Regions from separate parts of the Homo sapiens genome. Here region 2 is linked to region 1. A link is a loop called in an ENCODE intact Hi-C map of the cell type or tissue named here. Cell type or tissue: endothelial cell of umbilical vein. All regions are shown on one strand. Each heading gives the region's core, and the rest is flanking DNA. Links, peaks and the distances in the headings are about the cores only.

Evidence for each region. Peaks named below come from ENCODE experiments on the same cell type or tissue, not always from the same donor. Only the 100,000 strongest peaks of a DNase experiment are listed, where the experiment ranks them.
Region 2: a loop joins it to region 1, with 3 times the contacts of the local background. A loop is called at or near these places in 102 of 110 quality-filtered maps.

What each region holds. Positions count from the first base shown.
Region 1 is chr22:27,883,564-27,894,686 of GRCh38, forward strand. PITPNB (phosphatidylinositol transfer protein beta) reads right to left here. Exons shown (of 12, transcript NM_012399.5): 7 at 10,992-11,075. Among named protein-coding and RNA genes, the nearest start is that of PITPNB, 30 kb to the right of the region's middle. In endothelial cell of umbilical vein, for the core only: a CTCF peak has its summit at 3,158 (motif pointing right); a DNase peak (open chromatin) is centred at 2,878; H3K27ac peaks cover 2,647 bases.
Region 2 is chr22:27,985,968-27,994,999 of GRCh38, forward strand. TTC28 (tetratricopeptide repeat domain 28) reads right to left here. Exons shown (of 23, transcript NM_001145418.2): 18 at 7,320-7,551; 19 at 6,620-6,696; 20 at 4,822-4,845; 21 at 3,911-4,040. TTC28-AS1 (TTC28 antisense RNA 1) reads left to right here. Exons shown (of 5, transcript NR_026963.1): 3 at 8,506-8,686. Among named protein-coding and RNA genes, the nearest start is that of MIR3199-1, 70 kb to the left of the region's middle. RefSeq lists enhancers at 6,866-7,387, 7,388-7,907. In endothelial cell of umbilical vein, for the core only: a CTCF peak has its summit at 5,209; a DNase peak (open chromatin) is centred at 5,204.

The DNA.
Region 1 (11,123 bases), core at 1-8,000:
CAGGGAAGGGGCAACAAATTTGCATTTCTAATAAGCTGCCTGCGGGCAGACCACACTTGAATGCAAAGGGACTCAGGGTTTTGGCTTGAGTCCTAATAAAGGCTTTGACAGGCAAGCTCTGAAGTTAGCTAAAAATGCTCCCCAGCGACCCTCAGGGGCTCTAAAAAGAACCACCTCTTAACTTCCAGGCAATCTTCAGAGAACTGGACTAGTGGACAGACCCAACCCACAACTGGAAGTCATGCATGTACAGACCTGCCTAATGACCATGGTCTCCAAAGGAGACCAAACTGGGGACAGGACGGGGGAGGTGTGAGTGAGCTGGACTCAGCAGAGGTGATTCAGGTGTTGCAAAGGAGGCTGAGCTGATTATCAGCAGCCTCATGCTCCCACTTGGGAGTGCCTGTGTCCTCTGGGGTATTAAGAAAAAAAATGTGACTAGTGAGTGGACCCACAGCTTTGCTGCAGAAGCTGGTGCTGAAAAAGCTGCTTGCACGAAGTGTTTCTGCTGGAAAGAGATGTTGCAGACTGGTCCAGAGTCTCAACAGCAGCAACAACCCAGGGACCACACAGTGTAGGGAGGGAAGGCTGGCTGCCTGGGGCAGGCAGGAGGGCTGCAGCACTCGAAGCCCGTAATTGTGTCCCCATTACCCCCTGGGGGGGACATCTGCAAATGAGGAAAGGTACCAGAAAAAAGGATGGAGATTTTGGGTAAATATGACAGTGGAAATTATATTCATGGGCAGGTAAGGAAGAGGCACATGAGAGTAACAACTAGTGTGAAGTTAAAAAGGACAAAAAGATGAACGTGATATGAATGAAATCTGAGCTTTATCTTAGGAGCACAACAAACTTACTGCGTAGCCCACAAAACAGGGACCCCTCCTACTCTGCAGGGAAGTTCCCTATCAATCAGGGCATACCCTGCACATTCTGTGACCCAAAACGAATATGGCACACGAGTTTCTAGCTTGTGTCTCTTCCTTTCAAGAACATCATCCTTGGTGATGCTGAAAAGCCATGGTCTTGGCACTGTGGTCACACAATGCTAATGCTTGATCTTGAACCATCTCATTTAGGAAAAATTTCACCATGAACTGAAGCATTACACTCAAACATGCTGAAAGACGAGGGGAAAAATTTCATTCTCTCTTTAAATTTGATTCATTTCAATATTAAATGGATCCCGATTTTTAAACTACATCTCTCAATTTAATGCTTTTATATCATTATTTCCTTATTATTAACATGTAAAAAACACTCAGATGTTAAGGTGCATCACTTTTAGGTATGTAAGCCTTAAAATTTTGGATTAAACATTGTTTCTACTTAAAAAGTACCTTGAAAATTATACAAATAAAGTCACATAGTATGTACTATAGAGGAAGGCTGATACAATCCTTTCTTGTTATACATAAATATCTAAAAATGTGGTTCCAATTTCTTTTTTTTTTTCTAAACCATGCTCATTTTCTTTCAAATTACTTCCAAAAACGAAGGTCTCTCTGATGTTAATCGTGTGTATACTTCAGCTTACACTTTAAAGAGTCTTCCTCTCCCGGGAAGTGACTTTTGTATATAAATCATGGAAAGCTACTTAGACAAAGTGCTGGAGATGATTAAAAAGAGCCAGATTCAAATTTATACCTAAAAAAAAAAAAAAAAAAAAAAAAAAAAAAAAAAAAAAAAGCAGAAGCAGATGTCAACTGACTCATTTGTGTATATTTTGGAAATGTGCTGAAGATATGCATGTGCATTTCATCAGGACATTTAAGGAATCCTAAACTTTTTACTGTGGTTGTGTATCAGTGACAACTTTAGAAATTAAAAAACTTTAAAACTTACACTGTGGTGTTTTATGCTGGATACTCCTGGTTCTTACTACAATTTGATCTAACCAAAACACTTTTTAATCTGACCAAAAAGGTATTTGCTCATTTAGAAACAACACTCAGAAATTTTATTTTCTTCAGACAGTCTCTGTTGCCCAGGCTGGAGTACAGTGGCATGATCATAGCTCACTGCAGCCTCGAACTCCTGAACTCAAGCAATCCTCCTGCCTCAGCCTCTCAAAATGCTGGAATTGCAGGCATGAGCCACTGTGTCTGGCCAAAATTTTTAGAATTTAAGGCATATAATATATATCTTATCCAGAATTACTAAAGAAGGAATTAAAGTAGATTTTATTTTTTCATTTACTATTTGAACAATAAAAACTTCAACTCCTCCAAAAAGCCTTTTCTTCTTCTTTTTTATAATACTAGACAGAAAAAACATTTGCAAATTCTCTCTGATCTACCAAACCTTTATGGAAGAGCTTATGCCACGCCATGCATCCAGCATCTTGCTAGGTCCTGGAAACAGAAATGATGAGTACAGTACAATCCTGACCGCCAAGAGGCATCTAGCTTACTGAGGAAGACTTTTAGAAGTGATGCCTGGGTTTAAAACAAGGGGCTCTGAGGATGGAGAGGGCGTGAGGTGTGTCCTGCTGGAGCATGGTGTACTCTGTGACCACTGGGATGACCAGCAGAAGGACGCTTCCCTCTTAAAGGATATAACAACTTAATAACACTTCACTACAATGTCACTTTCTCTTGAAACAGGAAATCCGTTTCCTATGGTAGGTACATTCTGAAGGGACAAAAGATACTAAGTGAGGACATTATGCAGAAATCCCAGACTACTTGGCTTCTTTCATCAGGAAGTGATGTAGCTTCTAGAAAATTACAGAGAACAGTGGCTAAAGCAATAGTCATATACAGACTTCCCACAAGTCATCAACAAAAAGTCTTAATGACCCATATATTTAAATACATATGATTTTTGTAGCAAACTACTCTGTGACCCTAGGTCACACTGACAGATTTTTAAAACAAATCCTTGTTCCTAGAGTTATTGTGATGATGTCACCCTCCAATTATGTAAACATGTCAAAGCATCCACTCAAGTATTCAGTTATGCCATGAGTCAAATCCCATCTCTTCTCTGCATGGTGAAGTATAGTTCATAAACACTACCAAAGACAGCAAATCTACAAGAGTGGTATACAAGCCACCTGACAACCTAGCTGAGAGAGTTAAATCTTAAGAGTAATCAACAATCACTCTGAATTAAAATATTTGGGGCTGCATTTGTATTACATTCACCTGCAGTGACAGAAAGCCCCCACCAGGTGGAGTTTCAAATTCTTGGTTTCTTGCACTCCCAACTATTTCATGTTTGTCCTGACTCTGAGGACTTCACTCAAATTTAATAATGCAGCTGTTTTCTTTCTTTTTAAAAGCAAGTAATATGAAAGAAACTCAACCATTTAACTTTTTTTTTAATTAGCTCACTCAAGAAAAACCAGAAGTCATTAAATACAGAATGAAAAATCACTGATTAAATCAGACTGAGACAAAAATCTCCAGGAGTCAAGGTGCCACAAGTACAAACTTTGAGGATCACTATACCTTCAGAAGGTCTTCCTAATTTTCTTTTTCCAAATCACCACCAACACATTCATTTAAGGGAGAAAAGGTCAAATCATGAAATTTTAAATTGGGTAAGACTATAGACAGTGATTTACCTGACTTCTGGATATTCACAACTGCATAGGTAACCAGATTCTACATGTGAGGTGTTACCACTAAACACAGGCGCATTAGAGGAACATGAATTCCCAGTAGTCACACGATCTCCCATTCAGAAGGTGCTGCCCTTTGGTCATAAAAATAGTGTTGAGAAAAACGCAGGTTCTAGCTACAGCCTCCTAGTACAGGCCCAGACATGATGGTGGTCTTGTGAAAGGGGATCATTCCCTGTTTACAAAGCAAGAGAGTCAGGCTCCCAGCTGAGCTGCAGGGTAAGAGCTGGGGCTGACTGAAGGGGTAGGATCTGGATCTGGCCATTCAACCATCCAACCTGAGCCTCCACAAGCTGTCCTCTGGTCCCCGGAACAAGACAGACTCAGCAAATCTAGGAAGGAGATTCTGCTCCAATATCCCCACCCACCCCACCTCCCCAGGTCTAACAGGCGACCCAATCCATGGGGTGCAGCCCCACCCCCACTCAATCCCACACCCACTTACTGGCCTATTCATAGTTACTAAGCTCTCGATTCTAGTGTCACTCCAATCCTTAAAGAGCAAGTTTTAGGCACTAAACATTGACTGCTGGTATGGCAGATGCATCCTAAAGTAAACCCCTCCCTGCCATAAGTCACCCTCATGTAATTCCCTCCCGTTAAGTGCAAGCAGAACCGCTAACCTGCTTCTAAGCCACAGACTGTGGCAAAGGTAATGGGAGGCCATTCCCTTAATTAATCAAACTAATCAGGTCACATTACCCAGCCACTAAATATGTAGTGATCTCTTATGCAGCAACAGAAACCATACAGTTGGTGAGAGGAGTTTATCCCCTGATCCACTGCACACATCTCTGTCAGACCTCAACTCTTCCATCCCATTCCTGTCCTAAGGGAAATCACTATTAATGGCATCTTATGCATTCTTCTTGATAGTCCATACATAACTAAGCAAACTATTTTTCTCCCTTTTAATATAACAAATGGAAGCATATTATACATACTTCTTTGTCTTTCTCCCTCCAGGTTGTCTTGAAAAGGATTCTCCATCAGTACAAATAGAGCTCACTCCCTTTTAATGATTGCACTGAACTCCATCACATGAGTGTGCCACAATGATTTTAATCAGTTCCCGATTGATAAAGAAACACTTAGACTTCTGATCCTAGGTTTATACACCTGTCACTTTACAGTGGGTAGAGTTAATTCCTAGAAGCAGAATTTTGCTGGGTCAACAGGCTATGTACACTTGTAATTCTGCTAGACTAGCAACAGTTCCACTAATTTACATTCCCACAGACAATGTATGGGAGTGCCTGCTTCCTCATCCCTTGCCAACCCAGGTGTTATCAAAAGGACATCAAATTGATTTTGTATTCCAGTACAAACTCTTGGCTCATAGTGTTTAGTTTCATCATTATTCTCAAGCTCATCAGGTTCATCTGACCGATATTTATGAAGGGCCTACTCTGTAAAAAGGGAACAGGTTGCTAAACAAAGAGAACAAAACACACCAATGAAATGAGCAAAAGCTTCTGAAATTCAGCAGAGAGGAAGACTGATTTCAACTTGAAAGAAATCTCCCTGGAGGAGGCAAGCTCCGACCTACCTAGATCCTGAAGGACATGTCAACTTTGGACAGAGAAAGGAGTCCCAGAAAGGAGGTGAGAACAAGTAGTGTGTTGGAACAGGAAAGCATAGGGTATGGTCCGTGGCACAGCAGTGTGAGGAGAGGAAGAGAATGCTCAAGTGGCAGCTCGAAGAGTGACTGCCCTGGCAAGGCCTGAGCTAGGGAAGAATCAGTCAGTGATCTGAGAATTGGGATTTCCACTTTAGGCATTAGCTAAGTGATCATGAGAAATACTAGCTTACCTGGGCCTCAGGAGGTTAGCCCTGAAACCAAAATTTCTGTAGCTGCAGAACTGTGTGTTCAAAGTAAATCTTACAGTCAAGACTAACGACAAGCAAGCACAACTGCGCTGGGAGAGGGAACAGGAAGGAACTCAGCCCCTTATTCTAGTTGCTCCATCCTGATAACCTGAGGGAGGAGGGGGCAAGAAACTCTTAGGATTATGTGAAGCACAGTCTAAATGCAAGGAGGCCTAGGTAGCTAAGGTTCCCTTCAGCTCGAAAAACTACTCCAATTCAATGTCAGATGGTACACCTGTACCTTCATTTCTATTCTGCTTGCCTATGATTCATTTATTAACAGGAATTCACTGAGTACCCACTACATTTCAGACAGTGTTATAGGATCTGGGGAGACATGGGCTAAGGTTGCAAAGACTCTTCCCTCTCAGGTTTAATTTCTACTTGGAAGGGAGAGAGAAAAATGAAGAAATAAACGTATAATGTGTCAGAGCAACGAGTGTAAGAGGAAAAAGTGTAATGACTGTTCCACTCATCAAAACTCTACACATCCTCATGTCAGGAGTCTTTCCTTCAGCCTTTTCAGCTTTGCATTCTTACAGATCATCTGTTCTCTTCTCTGAAATCCTACAGCACTTTGGACCACGCTGTAAGCCTCTGCCACTTGTTAACTACTTCATTGTACTGGGCTTCTCTTGCTAAGACTGTAAGTCTCTTGTAGGTGCTATACAAATCCTCGACAGCTACCACAGTGCTGCATGCACAGCACTGGTACACACTGCACAGGCATTCAGTACTATTGACTGCTATGACATTACCGTTTTAGAATAGCAAAGGTGTTGTGCCTTTTCTCTACACTGTAGACTAGAATATTCGAGTGACAAAATTACCTAAAAGGGCAGAATGAAATGAACTAATTAACTTAACAGAAAACCAAATTGGATCTGGTAAGAAGTAGTGACCTTCAGGTGGTCCAGGTGTTTGGGACAGAAGCTAATCCTAAAACACTAACTAGTCAAGGCCCAAACAATGGGGCGGAAATTAAAGGGTTAGAGTGTAGGGGCAGCTGTCAATGCCTGTGAAAGTGGACAGACAAGGATGTGCAGAAGAAAAGAGCAGACCCAGGGTCCCTGCACCACTAGATTTCACAGTCACCTCCTCCCTGAAATGGGGGTCTGGTCCTAGCTCTCCTGCCACCACCCATACCTGCCTTCAACACCGCCCACCCCCACACCCTCCATCCCAACCCTGGAAGCTCAATGCTCTGCTCCAGGCTTAAAAACTGTCAAGGGCAACTTTGCCACCAAAAAGTTCTTCTCTTTCTTTTTGTAACAGAGAAATATGCATACTGGAATTATTTTTTTTTTTTACATCAAAAGGTCTGATAATCCTTACGTAACAGTTCTTTAATTATCCCCCAAGACAGCACATTAGACGAAAAGCTCCTGTGACACAAAGGTCTACAGCAGCACTAGTCACAACAGCCAAGAGGTAGAAAAAACCCAAATGTCCATCAACAGATGAACGTATGAAGCTGGGCGCGGTGGCTCATGCCTGTAATCCCAGCACTTTGGGAGGCTGAAGCAGGAGGATCACAAGGTCAGGAGATCGAGACCATCCTGGCTAACATGGCGAAACCCTGTCTCTACTAAAAATACAAAAAATTAGCTGGGCATGGTGGTGGGCACCTGTAGTCCCAGCTACTCGGGAGGCTGAGGCAGGAGAATGGTGTGAACCCCGGAGGCGGAGCTTGCAGTGAGCCGAGATCGCGCCACTGCACTCCAGCCTGGGCGACAGAGCGAGACTCTGTCTCAAAAACAAAACAAAACAAAAAACAGATGAATGCATGAACAAAATGTGGTCTATCCATACACTGGAATATTATTCAGCCATAGAAAGGAATGAAGTACTGACACACACTACGAAGATGAATCTTGTAAATCAATGCGAAGTATAAGAAAGAAGCCAGCCACAGGAGGCTGTGCGTTGCGTGATTCTATTTATATGAAATATCCAGAATAGGCAAATCCCAAAAGACAGAAAACAGGTTAGCAGTTGCCAGAGGTTAGGGGGAAGGAGAATCAGGGAACGACTGTTCATGAGTACAGGGTGTCCTCTTGGGGTGATGAAAACGTTTTGCAGCTAAACAGTGGTGATGGTTGCAGGACCCTGTTAATGTACCAAATGCCACTGAATTATACATTTAAAAATGGCTAAAAGGGTAAAATTTAGATTATGTGTATTTTATCCCAATAAAAAATAGTTCCTGCAAATTCAATAAACTTTAAAATAAATTTATATCTTACTAATCTCTAAAACGTAATGGGAAATTAGGAGCTATGAACATCAAAAAGCCACATATACGCAGGTTGTGTTTAGTCCCCAGACAATGCTTGGTGTGAACACAGACTCTTGGAACTCTTGTACAACTGGAGCTAATAATAATGATAATTACAGCTAGCATTTACTGAACTACACACTGGCTGTATGATAAGATCTGGCTCTGTGTTACCACCCAAATCTCATCTCAAATTGTAATTAACACATGTCAAGGGAGGGACCTGTGATCCCCATGTGTCAAGGAAGGGAGGTGACTGGACCATGGGGGCAGCTTCCCCCATGTTGTTCTGGTGACGGTGAGTGAGTTCTCACAAGATCTGTTTAGGAGTTCCTCCTTCCTCCTCCTCTCTCTCCTGCCGCCATGTAAAACGTGCCTGATTCCCCTTCCACCATGACTGTAAGTTTCCCAAGGCCTCCCCAGCCATGCAGAACTGTGAGTGAATTAAACCTCTTTCCATTATAAATTACCCAGTCATGGGTAGTATCTTTACAGCAGTATGAAACAGACTAATATACTCTTAAGTGCTCACATTTAATCTTATAATTACTCTCATTTTACACAAGATAATACAGGCAAAGAGAGGCTAACCAACTTGTCCAAGATTAAATAGCCAGTAGGTGGCAGAGCCTCAGAATGGAAATCTGAAGCCCACCTAGTTTTAGAATGTATGTTTTTAGTCAAAGCTCCATACCTCACAACACAGATCCTCCTCACTTGGGCTCAATCCAGTCTTTTTCACTAGCTATCCACCCCAAACATCACCATTTTCACACAGAGAACTACCTACTCAGCCTTTGCATGTGCAGTGCCTTCCACCTGGAGCACCTATCTCAAGTGCTGCTGTCATGCATCCAGTGCCTCCTCTCCTCTCTGAAGTCTGTGCTGAGGTGGAGGTGATGGGAACCAGGGCCTCCACGGTTCTTGTGCAATCTGCCCTTACTCTGCTCTTTCCACCAGCATTCATGCCTGTAAACACTGCCCATTTTCGCCTGAGGACAGGAACAAAGAATTTTTATGCCTCCAGCAAAACCAAAGGTATCTTGTACTCTGCTGGTGAACAACGTAGACTGCAAACCTATGGACCATAAGTCTGAGTCAGTCGAGCCATTTTGTTTGGTCATTATAGCATTTTCAAACACCAACAACATAATGGGAATGCCTTCCCCAGGGCACCCGATCCTGGTGTGGCATACTGCTGCTTGGTATTTTAGTGATGGGCAGCTCCAGGCTTGTAAGCTGTCCTGACCTAGTCATTAACTAACTCACTCATTACTCCCAATTACTTCTCTTCCCATCATTCTTTCACATATAGTAAATCTTAGCTGTAAACAATACCAAGAGAAATAAAAGGGCATAACAGATATATCATTTCATTTCTACAGATTGAAAAACTCCCTATATAATGTCAAAGGTGGAAATATCCCTAAAATTGAAACAACTTCGAATCACAGCAAAACTAAAATTTAAGAACTTCTAGAACAAAAGTCCCTTATCAGTGCTCACACTTCTAAGCAGGAAGGGGGCCCTAGCAGAGTTGGCCCAGCCTGGCACTGGGTCACTGCTGGCAGTCTCAACCCCAGTGACATCTGAGAAAAGGTCGGGGACCTTTGTTCAGGCAAGTTTACCTTTAAATTTCAACAGCAAAACCAGACATTTAGCGTTTGACTTATTTCTGTTTCACTTACAACACTGCTCAAGTTCAGGGAATAAGCACCAAAAATAGAAATGGAAAGGGACGCCTACTGAACATACCGTGCTTGACCACGACAAAACAAAGGGTACCACTCTTATTCCAAAGCTTTAGCTCTCTAGATTAGAGGAAGAGGACCAGTGCTTGTATTTACACATGCTGTGTAAAACCAAAGCAGCACTTAGCACACTATAAAGTAAGAACCACATTAATATTCATAAACTTTGGCAAGATGAGACAGGGGTCTGTTTTTTCCTTTTTTTTTTTTTTTGAGACGGAGTCTCGCTCTGTTGTCCAGGCTGGAGTGCAGTGGCGCGATCTCGGCTCACTGCAAGCTCCGCCTCCCGGGCTCATGCCACTCTCCTGCCTCAGCCTCCCGAGTAGCTGGGACTATAGGCGCCCACCACCATACCGGCTAATTTTTTGTATTTTTAGTAGAGAAGGGGTTTCACCATGTTAGCCAGGATGGTCTCGATCTCCTGACCTCGTGATCTTCCTGCCTCAGCCTCCCAAAGTGCTGGGATTACAGGCTTGAGCCACCATGTCTAGCCTTTTTTTTTTTTTTTTTTTTTTTTTGAGCTAGGATCTCGCTCTGTCACCCTGGCTGGGGTGCAGTGGTACGATCACGGCTCACTGCAACCTCAAATTTCTGGACTCAAGTAATCCTCCTGTCTAAGCCTCCTCATGTAGCTGGAATTACAGGCACATGCCACCATGCCCAGCTAATCGTTTTTTTCTTTTTAGAGACAGGATCTCACTATGTTGTCCAGGCTGGTCTCAAGCTCCTGTGCTCAAGCAATCCTCCCTCCTTGGCCTTCCAAAGTGTTGGGATTACAAGTGGAAGCCACTGTGTCCAGCCTAAGATTATTCTATTATGCTTACATATATAATCTTTATCTTGAGTCTTAATCTGGCATGAGGAATAAGCATCTTTACTTGTGAAAAAGAAATTTTTTTATTAAGTCAAAAGCCAGGAGTAGAAATATTTACATCTTAATAGGATTCAAAATAGAAAGCTAAACAACTATTAAATTAAAATACTCTACACCTACTTCTGGAATCTAAAAGAACATTTTTAAAAAGATACTCTACACCAACCATTTTCCACAAATAACAACTGTAGCTGAGTTACTAAATACTTGTATGCAAATTAAATTTTTGCTTTCTTAATCACATTTGAAAAGTAAAAGGGACCTAGCTGGAGGGAGAATTATTTTGTAAACAATGTGTTTTTTGTTTTTCAATGAAAACAACCTACATTTCCCAGGTATACTGGGATTTCTTAAAGGGATCACTTGCACAAAGCCAAAATCTACACAGAAAACAAATCGCCTTCTCTCTTACTCTGGTCTCTTTGCTGCACAGACGTACTAGACTTCACTCCAAGCTCACTTCGGCATAGAAATGTAGGCCATACAAGAAAGAAAGGAAATAATTTTTTTAACTTAATCCCAAATGTGATAGTAGAAAATAATTTTTAACTGTAAAAGGGAACAGATTAAATGTCATTGAGTAATACTTACTGCTGGTTCAACTTGACTTCTATCTGCAATATCTATATGGACAATTTCAACAGTTTTCCATGTGTTTGGATCTAAACCATGTACCTACCAATGACAAAGAGAAAAGAAACAAAACAAACTGTAGATTATTCT
Region 2 (9,032 bases), core at 1,033-9,032, 100 kb after region 1:
GAGCTTCCTGAGCAAGAGGCTGGCTAACAAACTGTGGACGTGGTACTTAGACACATTAAGAGACATTACAGGGACACCTGCAAGTATGTCTCCCTGGGGAGAAGCCAAGTGCAGATGCTATGGCCACAGATGATATGGTTTGGCTCTGTGTCCCCACTCAAATCTCATCTCAAGTTGTAATCCCTGGATGTCGAGGGAGGGACCTGGTGGGAGGTGATTGGATTGGTTCGCATGATAGTGAGGGAGTTCTCACGAGATCTGGTTGTTTGATAAGTGTCTGGCATTTCTCCTGTGCTGTCTCTCCTGCCACCTTGTGAAGAAGGTGCCTGCTTCTCCTTCGCCTTCCGCCATGATTGTAAGTTTCCTGAGGCCTCCCTAGCAATGCAGAACTGTGAGTCAATTAAACTTCCTTTCTTTATAAATTACCCAGTCTCGAATGGTATCTTTATACCAATGTAAGAACAGACTAATACAGACAGGGACCACAAAGCAAGAATTTAGGGCCTGAAGAGTCTTCAGCATTGAAAATCTTCACTCAGAATCCCTGGTCCCTGCATTGAGAGCACTGGGTAGATCACTGAACTCCCCTGACAACACTGCAAAGTGCTGGGTACCTACGATGCCACACCCTCTCCTCTGACCTCACAGTGTTAAAGTAAGGGGGCCCATAGTACACGATGTTACTGTCAGCATGCTATGTGTCGTGACTCAGCAACAGCACATTCACCAAAGGAGAAACCCCTCCGTCTCTCTATCTAGGCAGCCAGCCTTTTGACTTGTATTCGGGGATCTGGAGACTATCATTCCCTTAGGAATTAGGTTCACTAGAGGAGCATTCTGGTCACTATGGGACATTTTCCTCTGAATTTGAAAGTAAACAGCCCCTGAAAGCAACAGGAAGACATAATCAGAGAACTCAGCATTAAAAACCAATAATGAATAGTATCAATGTAATGCTTCCATTAGAAACCTCTACTTTTACCAAAATGATTTAAATGGGGTTGCTCAGAACTGAGTCCTCTCCATCTCTGACAGCCCATGCTGGGTTGTGAAGGTGTGTGCTTATTGCTGAGGACTGGAAAGGGGGCATTTCTTGGAGCCTTGGAGCCCTGGGAGCGAGCCAGCCACCTCTCTCCAGATGACAGGCCTACCGGACACCACTCTCCTCCCCGAGCTGTATGTCAAAAGGCCATAAAGCTTGCAAATGCATGCAGACCGACTCGCCCCTTGAGTATCAGTGGCTCTTGGAAAATACAGAGAATAACTGGAACATCAACTAAAGTCCCCCATAATCCCAACACCAGAGACAGCCTGTGTTAAGAGTTTTTGGGTTTCCTTCTGTACTATTCTTGATGTATCTGGCAAAGGGACCTCAAAAGCAGGGAGTGTGCAGGGGAGGAAGCCTGGCTCCACCACCCCCACACCAAAGGGAGCCTCAGGCTCCATGAGGAAGAGAGCTTTTCCTTTATAAAGCAAGGTCTTGGCCAGGTGCGGTGGCTCACGCCTATAATCCCAACACTTTGGGAGGCTGAGGCAGGCAGATCACTTGAGCTCAGGAGCTGGAGAACAGCCTGGGTAACATGGCGAACCCCTGTGTCTACAAAAAATACAAAAATTAGCTGGGCGTGGGTGGTGCATGCCTCAAGTCCCAGCTACTTGGGAGGTGGAGATTGCAGTGAGCTGAGCTCGCGCCACTGCATTCCAGCACCCCAGCCTGGGTAATAGAGTAAGACCCTGTCTCCAAAAAAAAAAAGGTTGTGGTTGTGGCTTCCTCTTGCTGACTCACTCGTGGCAGTGCCCCCCAAGGCTTGCCCTATGGCTTCTCACAGAAGTGACAAGAGAAGCATCCCGGATGGGAACCCAGCCCTTCTCAGTCTAGCGTCCATCTGCTGCTGCCTACATAGAAATTTACTATGTTTACACCAGGAAAATGATGCTTTAAACCCACAGAAGAAAAGCATGTAGGCCAGGAGCAGTGGCTCACACCTGAATCCCAGCACTTTGGGAGGCTGTGTGGGAGGGTTGCTTGAACCCAGGAGTTTAAAAAGACCATCTTGGGCAAAATGGTGAAACCCAATCTCTACAAAAAAAGTTAAAAAAAAATAAAAAACCAAGTAATGCAACCTGTAAAGGATGCCAAGCTTCTAATCCAAGGGGATTCAGAACCCCTGTGAGGCACTGTAGCTCCCCACTTTACCTTCACAATACACGACGTGTCTGAAAACACAAGGAGCCAGCCTTGAGCTGAGGTGGTCGGGGAAGGTCACCCACAAAACAGGTTAGACAGTGGGACCCCGAGCGAGAAGAAGCTTGCTTTTTTTTTTTTTTTTTTTTTGAGACAGAGCTTTTTGCTCTTGTCGCCCAGGCTGGAGTACAGTGGCGCGATCTCGGCTCACAGCAACCTCCGCCTCCTGGGTTCAAATGATTCTCCTGCCTCAGCCTCCTGAGTAGCTGGGACTACAGGCATGCGCCTCCATGCCTGGCTAATTTTTGTATTTTTAGTAGAGACGGGGTTTCTCCACGTTGGTCAGGCTGGTCTCAAACTCCCAACCTCAGGTGATCCACCCACCTCAGCCTCCCAAAGTGCTGGGATTACAGGAGTGAGCCACCGCACCCGGCAGGAAAGAAGCATTTTTAAGGATTCTCTGTCGGGCCATGTCTGACAGCTCATCCATGTAACAGTGAGGTCAGACAGTGCCATCTTCTCAAGGGTGTCCACTTCTCTCAGTTTAAAATCCAAAGGCCTTCCCTGGCATCACAGCCCACAGATCTGCCCTGCCCCCTACCCCGCCCCGACCCCTCCGTGGCTGTTCCCTCGGCCTGGCACTTTCTCCTGCAAACATCCCAGTCTCTGTGGGCCTGTCCTGGCCCTGCTCCCACCCATCTGCTTCTGCCTGCCATGGTGCTCCCTGGCTTCCTAAGGCGTCCCTTAGACACTGTATTAGGTTTGTTCGTGTTCTCCCAGTAGAGTGCAAGCTCTAGGATGGTAGGAATTTAGTCTTTTGCTCACTGCTGCATCTCCAGTGCCTGGAACATTGCCTGACACATAACAGGTGTTCAAAAGAAACCTGTGGAGTGAATGGTTCCCGAGCCAGTCACTGGGCCCCTAAGTGGGGCAGGAGGGGAGTGGCTCACAGCCTCTTGTGTTCTATCAACAGATGCACCATTACAGGTACACAGCAATATGTCAGGAGTCACACCTGCACGTTACAAATGGTAAAAAAGGGAAATCGAGTGTCCTGCACTGACTGAGGCCCCTGCTATGTGCAGTCCTAGGTACCCATGGTCTCTCAGAGGTGGTTTCAATAGTACTGTTTTCCTGCCAGTTTTGAGTACCCGTTGACAGAGGACAACACTGAAACCATTATCATCTTATGACTCTAATTTTAGTTTTCTTTAGCTCCTAATAACACTTGACCTCCAATAATACTAGAGTCTAGCAGGTTCATGTTAAGGTAATGGGCACAAATGACAGAGATGAAATCACAGTGCAGAGGAAATGGCACAAAGCCATTTGTACCATTTGGGAATCCTGCTAAACCACTGGAATCTAAGTTAATTTTTTTTTGGAAGAAAAAGAGAGATCCTCTGCCTCAGTCCTCCTGAGTAACTGAGACTACAGGCATGCACCACCATGCCCGGCTAATTTTTTTTAATTTTTGTAGAGATGGGGTCTCCCTGTGTTGCCCAGGCTGGACTCAAACACCTGGCTTCAAGTGTTCCTCCCCCTCAGCCTCCCAAAGTGCTAGGATTACATGCGTGAGCCACTGTACCCAGCCTGAGTTAACTGTTTTAAGATAATATTTTAAGAAGACACTGAGATACTTTGCCCAACAGAAACCAGGAGGAAAAACAGAGATTTAAAAGATGGAATTCAAGAACCCATTTAAGTCAAGGATTCTCTGCCTACCTAGAGCTGCCAGGAACTCGTGGCATCCCGGGAGCCGCCACAGCTGGACGCTGATGGAGACCTGAATGGGAGCTGATGCCAAGTCCTGCTCCTTCTCGCCAGCCTGGAGCTGAACCAGCACCTGGTGGAGCTGAGGAAGGGGGGACAGCGTGAGCACCCTGTGTCTCCTTCCCCTCCAGCCCACCTCAAGACTCGACCCATTATTCTTATGTCACCTGTCACTGGCATCGCTAATGACCCTCTCATGAGTGTAGCATTTGAGATTCTTTTTCAGGTGCATTCATACCTACTGTCCTGCTGTCCTCTCTGTGGGAAGCTCATGGGGCATTGGGGCAAGAGGCTGTGTGGCCTCCTGGGGCCGGGGCCGGGTTCTGCTTCCAGCCTTGTGTCTTCCCTCAGGCGTGGGAGAGCCTCACAGGAGAGGCCATGGAGAGTAGAAGGGGTGAGTTAGGGGACCGGCCACCTCCCACTTTCTTAAGTCATCTTTAGGACCTTGAGGTGGATGGCGAAGTGGAACCCGGTTACATCTTAGAGCCTCACAGCTCGAGGAATTACCCACTCAAGTGTCCATTTCCTTTCAGATTTCAGGGTCTGTGGCCTCTCCTCAGGGGTCTGTGTGTGGGTTCACAGAGTGACACTCACTGAAAGCTGGTTCTGCCCCTGCTGTCTGGTGGACCTCAGGAGGTCAAATCAAGGACGCAAGAAGGGCGGAGCAGGAAGAGGGGAGGCAGAGCAGAGAAGGGGACGGGCCGCCAGTCCAGCAGCAGTGCGCACCCGCGGGGGCGCCGCAGCCCGTGTGGCTCCGTTTGACAGCACGTGCACCCCGAGCTCAGAGCCTGCCCAGGGGAACTCGGGGGTGGGTGGGTTGAGGGGCTCACCTGACAACAGTTGCTACTTAAAGTAGTACTCACCATTCCAACCATATTTTTAACAGCCTTCGGCCAGCAGATTATAAGAAAAAGAAAGAAAGAGAGAAAGAAGAGAGTTTAGACTCAAGCACAGGCTGTTATGCAACATGAGCTGATCACTGTTTAGGAAGCGCCACACCAGGCCCGCGGCTCTGACTGGGAGGGGAGAGGAGCAAGAGTCAGCAGGGGACACACAGGAGAACGGACAGCCACACCCAGGCCAGCCGCGTGCGGATCCAGGGGCTCAGGGGCAGCATCAGCCAGGCCTCCCTTCCCAGCCAGTAGAGGCTCGGGAGGGAAAGAGCACAGCGGGCGTTTGTAGCCAGCTCAGGAAACCAAAGTCCCTGGTTCCTGAGTGAGCCAGGAAAGGTCCACCAGCTGCCACCACTGGGGGCAGCCTCGGGACATGTCCCTAGGGCCCAACAGCGTATCAGGCAGAAAGTCCCTGTGCTCCCATCAAAAGCAAGAAATTAAGCAACTGGCTTTTTGGCCTCTCAGCACAGCCTTGCAAATGGAGTATAATTTTGGCTTTCAGATTTTGTAGAACACAGACCTCTAGACCGCCTGGGTTCAGGATGCTTTAATATGCAGTGTTCTGGAAGTGTCTTCCTGATGCTATTCAACGAGCAGGCGTTAATACACTTATTACAAAATGAGCAGGGACTCAGCCAAGGGGACAGGTCACTGTTGGTTCTAAGTTCCAAATCCAGGTGGAAACAGCCCTAGGTAGCACTCAGTGTGTTTCAGAGGCTAATAGTAGATGGAGCAGCTTTATTTCTCCATAGAAATATTTCCACTTCAGTGAAATTTGCTGGCAAATATCTCTAATAACAACATATATTACTTTTTCAAATTGTTACACTCCAAAATGGCCAGAAAAGCAACTCTGTGCTCTTCAAGGGCTGCTCCAGCCTCCAGAAGTGCTCCCACAGCTGTCCCCCCAGGGGCTTGGTCCAGACCCTCACTGGCCAGAACGCAGTGGTGCAGCATGGGTACTGAGAAGCTCCCAGGCCAAGCTGCAAAGGACCTACATGATGCTAAGAACTGGAACCCGCCGAACTCCTGAACTAGATCTGTATTTTCCTAAAAGAAAGCACATCTGCTAAGCAGTGTCTTGCATGAGAGTTGCTCCTGGGTTCACTGCTTTGCCTTGGTGACTATCTTGTTTCAGGCATGGTTAAGTACTTTGATCAAAGAAGCGTGGGAACACCTGCAGCCATCCTGGTGGGCTGGCCCCACACCTGGTGGCTTGGGGAGGGTGGCTGTAACACTCGTCAATCAGCTGAAAAAGTGGGTGGTGAGGAGGACAAGGTTCAGGAGACCACCGAGTGGAGATTTCAGGAAATGCCCTGAGACCACAGGTGACAGGGGCCCCATAAGCATCCTCTGAAGGCCCTGGATGCTCAGCACATATGAGAACACTATGCAAACCTGCCCCTCTGTGCCCCTCTGAGTCAAGCACCCAGCTTCACCCTGGGGTTGGCCGCACAGCTTCATCAGGGCCACAGCTGCCCATGACAATGCCAATAGCAGCCAGTGTCTGCTGGTACGACCTCCCATCATGCCGGTAAGGGGCAGTGCCGCTGGCACGGATGCCTTGGCATCGCAGATGGAAACAGCAGGTAAACAGCACTTGCCAGGCAGGGCTATTCTCTTACTCCCGGCCCTCACCTTCTCCTTTGAATCACAAAGGCGGTGAGACTGCATTCACTTACAGGTTCCTATTTAGGGCCAAGTTGCTCTGCCTTTCCAAATCAGCATGGGCCTCAGGCCCTGGCTCAGCCCTCCAGGCTCGACTTACCCGGCTGATGAGCTGCTCGCCCGTCTCGGAGGCAGTGATGAGTTTGCAAAGGGCTTGGAGGGCAGGATTGGGCAGACCTAAACCAAGAAAAAAGGGTAGAAGTTATTCAGAAGGGCCTCTGCACCCAAAAGCCTGCCACCTTCCCAGGGGAAAGAACCCTAAATCCTTGGCATCGGTGGCATTTTTCAGAAGCTCAGCACAGCTAGACATGTGTGTCTGTGTGTGCCTTGGAAAAGGACAGCGTGGTCTCCCAGGAAGGTGGGTGGAAGTGGGTTGAGTCCTGACCCTGCCGCAGTCCTCTAGGCGTGGCCACACTCCCAGGACCCAGGCAGCACCACCCCTAGTCAAGCACCCAGCTTCACCCTGGGGTTGGCCGCACAGCTTCATCGGGGCCACAGCTGCTGATGACAATGGCAGTAGTGGCCAGTGTCTGCCGGCACGACCTCCCATCATCCCGGGAAGGGGCAGCGCCAGTGGGGCGCAGATGCCTGCCATCACAGATGGAAACAGCAGGTAAATGGCACTTGTTTCCTCCAGGTGTGGAGATGCTTGTATCTGGGACCCCCTGCCATTTCTCAGGACACCCTCCTGCTCCTAGCTGGGAGATCCAGCATCCTCATGAATGCGGGGCCCAAGGCCACCAACTGTTCCACCTGCTGTCAGCCAGGCCTGTTGCCCCAGCCCTACACCCACAGCTCACCCAGCAGGGACTGGAGTGTGCTGCTGCACTGCTGGAGCCGGTCGCCCGGGTCGGAGGTTGGGAAGAAGACAGCCGCTGGCAGGCCACTGGTTGGGGGGTCCAGCCGGAAGCCCACAGCGGTGAGGAGGGCCTGCCAGCCAGGGATGCCGCCCACTTTGTTCTCCACACTCTGCTGGGATGTGTACATGGCATTGCGCTGCCCATTCTGGATGCGCTGCAGGGATTTCTCCACCTGAGGGGGAATTGGGGGTGAGTCAGAGACCCAGGCCAGCCCTGGTTTCCATCCGCATGGCTTTGAGGGTACACAAAGCCCCAGGGTGAAGCCAGGCTGACTGCTGCAACCCCACATAGCCCACGTGGCCAGGCCTGAGGATGTGACACTGGGGCACTGACTAGGCATCTTGCAAGGGAGGGCACAGAAGGGAAGGATTTTACCATCAGAGCCCTCGAGGGCTGGTACAACAGAAGGATTCTGTCCCTCCCCTAAACCAACCCCTTCCACACTCTCCGCAGACAGTAAAGCAATGTGTCTGAACACACAGGTCAGGGGCCTGCCTCAACCATGTAATGGCTCCTGCCCACTAGGATAAACCCTCAGGCCCTTCAGGAACCCCCTCACTGCCCACAGCCCAGCCCCATCATGGGGTCTTGGCTGGCAATGCCCTTCTTCCCCATTCTTCCCACTCAGCCTTGGTCCCTCCGCACTGGCTTCTGGAGCCTATACCTCCCTCCACCGGGAAGTGCCCTCATGTCATCCAGGGCCTGAACAGGTGCCTGGCACTTCTACGCTGAAGTCACCCAAGTCACTGCTGCATGAACTACATGAGTGAGTGTTTTAACAGTAGTACAGGGCCTCAAGGCTAAGTGGCGGCAGCTGAGAGGCGTGGTGGCTCACGCCTGTAATCCTAACACTTTGGGAGGCCAAGACGGGCAGATCACTTGAGTCCAGGAGTTCAAGACAAGCCAGAGCAACATAGCGAGACCCCAGCTCTACACCCCACCCCCTAAAAACACACCCAAAAACAGTAGTGCAAACAGCTTTCATCAGGCCTCCCTGGGCCTCTCTCTAGTGGAAACCCCTGTCCACTCTGGGATGTTGGGTGCCCTATGAGGCACATGTGCCCTCACCGGAGGGGCATGAGTGGTCCAAGATGTCACCTGAGGTTTTTTTTTTTTTTTTTTACAGTAAACACTGGGATGCCGGAGCTCAGGCATCCCAGACAGGAGGAAGTGTGTACTCACACCAGCCAGGAGGAAACAAGCCTGCCTGGGAGGACAGACGATCAGCCCTGGCTGTCCCTCAGGAGCGGGGGGCCTCCAAGGCACACTGCCCACTGGGTCAAGGAGTATCCAGGAGGAGTTAGAAGGTAGGGGCTGGGGAACTTGACCCATGGCCCCCACACCCACCCCAGAAGATAATACCAAGGAAAAAGAGGAAACCCTTAAGTGGGCCTGAGGGGCCTCAAGGCCATGTAGGGGCAGCTGAGAGGCCTGGCCTGGGAGGAGGTGACTAATGGGTAGAGAAGGCAGTTCCATTTCCCCAAAAAAGCAGTGTGTAGTGGCAGCAAGGACGGAGGGACTTCGGGGGTGACGGGACCCGAGAACTGAAAGGCTCCAGACAGTTTCCAGATACAGGGTAACAGTGGAGAGGGCCTCCCAGCACCCTGGGTGTTGGCCTCCTCGAGCCAACTGGGGGCACGCTGGGGGCTTGCT